Regions from separate parts of the Homo sapiens genome. Here region 2 is linked to region 1. A link is an interaction called in ENCODE POLR2A ChIA-PET data of the cell type or tissue named here. Cell type or tissue: A673. All regions are shown on one strand.

Region 1 (2,500 bases):
ACAATACATCTTTAATTGATCAGAGTTTACCTTCAAATAATATACTGCTTCATTCATAATGTAAGGATCTTAAAATAATTTCTCCTCAATTCCTCCCTCCCAACCTTTGTATCATTGTTACGATACATTTTACTTTTACCTATCCTATACACACATAATACATTGCTACTATGTTTACTCTTGACAGTCATTTATCTTTTAGGATCATTTAAACATTTTACATGTATCTTAGTTTACCTTCATTTAATCAATTTCCAGCGCTCTTCATATTTTTGTGTCTTTAGTTACGCATTTCTATCTTGTTTCACATTTCTCCTACCTGAAGAACTTCTTTAACATTTCTTCTCAAGTACATTTATTGGCAATACATTCTTAGTTCTTGTTTCTGTATTCCTGCCCCTTCCTTGGGACAGAGAGGTATTTTGTTCTGTTCTTCCCTAAGTTTTGCCAGTAGACTAAAGGAAACAGTATTTTTCCCTTTCTCCTGTAGATTAAGGCTTTTTTTCTAGAAAGGAGAAAGGGTGGGGTTCATGCCCCTTTGCAGTGGCTATTTTCCCTTTCCCCCATACCTGCACTGTGAGGGATTCTTTCTCAGGACTTTGGCCAGTCTTTTCTGGTGGGATACAGTGCCTGGTGGAGTCCATGGAGAAAAGTCTCCAAGAAGGTGCAAACTCCCTCTACATATGCATTCCCCAGGGTCTCCATACTCTCACCAGTCCTCACTCATTCGCCACCAATTCTTTACCTACTCCTGCTGAGTTCTTCTGTTGGCTACATCTGCTCCAGGTAAGCAAGGGCTTGTGTCCCATGCTTCTTCATAGGCCTCCTCCAGTCCTTAGATTTTTAGGCTAATTGGCTGCCCTGTGACCTCAGCTCTCCAAAAAAAGTAGTAAACTTGCAGTTTGTCTGGCTTTTTTTTAAAAGTTTAAGTGACACTCTTCCTAGACCTTCACATGCTGAGATTTTATTCTCTTTTCACCTGTCTAGCCCACAGGGCCATTTCATTCCTCAATAGCTTTTCACACCCACAAGAATGCCTTGTGGTGTAGAATTGGATAGAGATAGTAATAAGCTAACAAAAAAGTGTTCCTATTGCCCTGGAGGCATCATCCTCCCAGGGGAGAACTCTATTTTGTGAAAGGTCAGATGTCCAACTGAGGAATAAGCCTGGTCTCTTGGCCCACTCTGGGAAGGGCCAGTAGCGAGTCTAGCTTGCAGAGAGGGCAAAGACTCTAGCAGCATCCCCATGTTATGTCAGGATTTCCCTCTTTGGAGCTATGGGGACAGTGAAGATTGTGTTTTAGCTTGGGCAGGTGAAAATAACATGGTTGAGAAGCTTCATTTATTGGAAATAGGAATGAGGAGCCAGAAACAGAATCTCATCTTACTGCATACTGTGTACCTATTTAGGTGTCTGAGCTGCTCTGGCCTCCAGATTTGACTTCATTCCCAAACGAAAAGGAAGAAGGGAAAGAGATGCTCCATTCACCGGTTGTATGTATGGGGCCTCTACAGCAGGAGACTGTGAAGTAAAAGTTGAAATTGATTGACTGGTTGTTTATGAAGAGCTAATGAAAACCTGACTGAGAATAGGTTGGTACACGGGTCTCTGTCTCTGCTGCACTGTGGTTTTCAAGGTTTCCTGGACTTGGGAGGAGGGCATAGAAAGTTGCTGGGCAAATCGCACAGTCTCCCCTATGCTAGACTCAGAGCTGCCTTCCCTAGTAAACATCACCATTTTCTTGCCTTCAAAGATTTCAATGCTTTGTGCGTATGTATCAATGAAATTGTTTACAAATACTGCTATAGAAGAGCAACCTTGTTTCCTTACTGGGTTATCGCAGTCCATTCATATCTGCATCCAACATGTTGCCTCAAAATACCCCAAAAAGGCAGCTTTTGTTACCTATGCTTTACGAAGAGGAAAACTGAAGCTCACAGGGAATGATCAGTCCAAAGTCACTCACCTTCTAAGAAAAGGAAATACCCTGGAGTAGCACTAGGGTACCCAGGTGGGTTCACATGATAGGGAGGGACACCGGTAGCAGGGAGACACTTCCAGTGACAGATTTTCTTGCCTTTGTCACTAAAACCTCCTGTTGGCATCTAAGCCTGGATATCCATCAGGGTCCCAACAAGAAACAGATGACTTCCCAAAAGGAAAGCTTACCAGAAGGACTTACACACTGTAATAAGCAACATTTAGGGAAATCCCCATGGAATAGTAAGTACCACTGTATTAGTTTGCTAGAACTGCCACAACAAAATACCACAAACTGGGTGATTAAACAACATCATTTATTTGCTCACAGTTCTGGAGGTTGGGAAGTGCAAGATCAAGGTGTGGACACGTTTGGTTCTCCTGAGGCCTCTTCCCTTGGCTTGTAAACAGTTGCCTTCTTGCTGTGTCCTTGCGTGGCCTTTCCTCTGGGTGCACATCTCCATGGTATCTCTTCCTTTTCTTACAAGAACACCAGTCACATTGAATTAGGGCTTAATG
Region 2 (2,500 bases), 90 kb before region 1:
GAAAGATGAGCATTGTTGAAACCGAAAACTAGGTGGTGAAAAATAAGGGCAACCTCGCTCACAAAGAGAAAGCACTATCTACGTGCAAAAACCTTAATGGAAATTACCACATTCTGCAGAAATGACACCTTTTGTTCTATGAGGGGCTGATTTGGTGATTTCAAATATCACCACAATTTCCAAAGACTTCAGCTATTGAGTGAAGTCCTCAAGTGTGGATGAGAAAACTGCAAAGGAATTTCCAGCAGGGATACAGAAATTAACTAAAGAAGAAAATGCTACATTTTCAAATTTTCAATTTTGATGAAACGGATATCCATTATAAATGCATGCTTCAAATGGCCCACATTTCAGAATTTTAAGGCTGCAAAAAATCAAAAATGTTGGTGATCTTTCTTCTACTACTTCATCCTAACACAAGCAGCAACCCTCTCAGCTCCCTCTTCCATCAGCAAATGGCAGGTATTTTTAAAGATAAAGTGCCATATTTATTGTAGTATTTACATTTTTTTCATTATTTAACATGCACAAAACTGTGCTATCATTTTTATTAAGTTCCTATCTTTTTTATATTACCAACAAAGTGTTTAGGTACTGTGCCCCTGACCCTGTCTTTTCTCTAAGCCTGTGGTTTTTATTGTGCAATTTTGCATAACACAGTGAGTTTTAGGAATGCATGTATCATGTTATAGCAGAACTATCTGGATCTTTTAATTCCCACACATCTCTCCCTCAGCCATGGTTTGGCGACCACAGGCTACAGGTGTGAACCCATAATTCAAATCTGCCACTCCCCTCTGGGCCCCAGGACCAGAACCTCTCAAACTCCTCTTCACCCCTGCAGGCCTTCAGGGCCGAATCAAATTTCTTGACAACTCTACACTGTGCAGCTACTTTTGATGGACCCTCCGGAAATCGCTTGTCCTTTTTCATCTTCAACACCACTGATCTTATCCTTTCTTACTTAAGGCTCCTTGCTAGGCCTTGTATCTCTGTTGTGGTTCCTAGTGTTTTCTTTCCACTGAAGAAGTACCTCCTCCCCTTCCCCTCATCAGATGGTGCTGACTGAGCTGACAGGACTTAATTGAAGCTGGCATTATTTCCGATGAGAGCAGCGATTGAAAACTAGCATAGCTCTTGTGTGACACCGACACACACTCTCAGAAGGAGACTCAGCGGTGTGCTGGAGAGCCGCTGAGCTATTGTTGAGCTGTTCTGGAAGGCTTTGGCTTTCCTGCAGGACCCTAGATCTGTCTCTGCAAAAGCAACCTAAGACCAGCCCTGCATGAGGTAAGAAGAATGGGATGGAAATCAGGCCCATAGCTACCTAGAAAACCACATTTTAACAGCTGCCATTTATGGAACGCTTTTCCTGGGGAATTTCATTATTCTTTCCTGACTACCTAACACATGTCAGAATTTGGAAAGTTAAGGAAATACCCCACTGGGTAAGCTTTAAAATGCGAGTTTCTAGCTCTTCCTGTTTCTAAACTCCAGTAGCTTTGTCTACATAAGAACACCACTGTGTGGTTCAGTAAAGACAACCCTAGAATGAAAGGTGTAAATTATGTCACTCAGTGAAGTAGAAACTTCCAAAATATTTTAGTACTAAAGAGTCTAAAGGTTGAGATCAACAGAATTCTCCTGAAATCTGGCAGACGTCCTTTAACCCTTTAAGTTCAGCTGAAGTGTGTATGGCTTAGGAATGGTTTTTAAGGGGATAACATTGAATTTGATTAGCAATTAGGAGAATTGCACTTGATTCCAAATTCATCTCCTGACATGTTGGCATCTGAATATTTCAGCTCTAAATTACAGACCTCAATAACATAATGCTAAACAGTATCTAACACCAAAGTGAAAACACAGTGTGTTTTAGTCATTTTCTGTTGGTGTAACAATTCCACAGACTGAGTCAAGAAAATAGTTTAGGCCAGGCGCCGTGGTTCATGCCTGTAATGCCAACACTTTGGGAGGCCGAGGCAGGTGGATCACAAGGTCAGGAGATCGAGACCATCCTGGCCAACACAGTGAAACCCTGTCTCTACTAAAAATACAAAAAAATTAGCTGGGTGTGGTGGCAGGCGCCTGTAGTCCCAGCTATCGGGAAGCGGAGCTTGCAGTGAGCTGAGATCGCGCCACTGCACTCCAGCCTGGGTGACAGAGTGAGACTCTGTCTCAAAAAAAAAAAAAGGAAAATAGCTTATTCAGCTCATGATTCTGGAGGCTGGAAAATCCAAAAACATGGTATCAGCATCTGAGGAGTCATCCCGTGGTGGAAGAGCAGAAGGCAGAAGTGAGCCTATGAGACAAAGAGAGGAAGGGGACTGACTTTGTCAGGAACCCATTCCCATGATAACTAACCCATTCATTCAAAAATGGCATTGATCCATTCATTGCCAATTGTCTACCAAAGGCCCTACCCCTTAACTCTGCTACGGTGGCAACCAAGTTTCCAACACGTAACACATTCCAACCATAGTACACCATTTATACCCTG

What was found. Peaks named below come from ENCODE experiments on the same cell type or tissue, not always from the same donor. Only the 100,000 strongest peaks of a DNase experiment are listed, where the experiment ranks them.
Region 2: POLR2A ChIA-PET joins it to region 1 with 6 read pairs; 4 of 35 experiments call an interaction of 5 or more read pairs at or near these places.

The regions. Positions count from the first base shown.
Region 1 is chr14:61,083,511-61,086,010 of GRCh38, reverse strand. It overlaps a transcript of SLC38A6 not described here. Among named protein-coding and RNA genes, the nearest start is that of SLC38A6, 100 kb to the right of the region's middle. In A673, no CTCF peak of the experiment used is centred here; no DNase peak of the experiment used is centred here.
Region 2 is chr14:61,173,371-61,175,870 of GRCh38, reverse strand. No RefSeq gene overlaps it. Among named protein-coding and RNA genes, the nearest start is that of TMEM30B, 110 kb to the left of the region's middle. RefSeq lists an enhancer at 1,078-1,579. In A673, no CTCF peak of the experiment used is centred here; a DNase peak (open chromatin) is centred at 1,310; H3K27ac peaks cover 2,500 bases.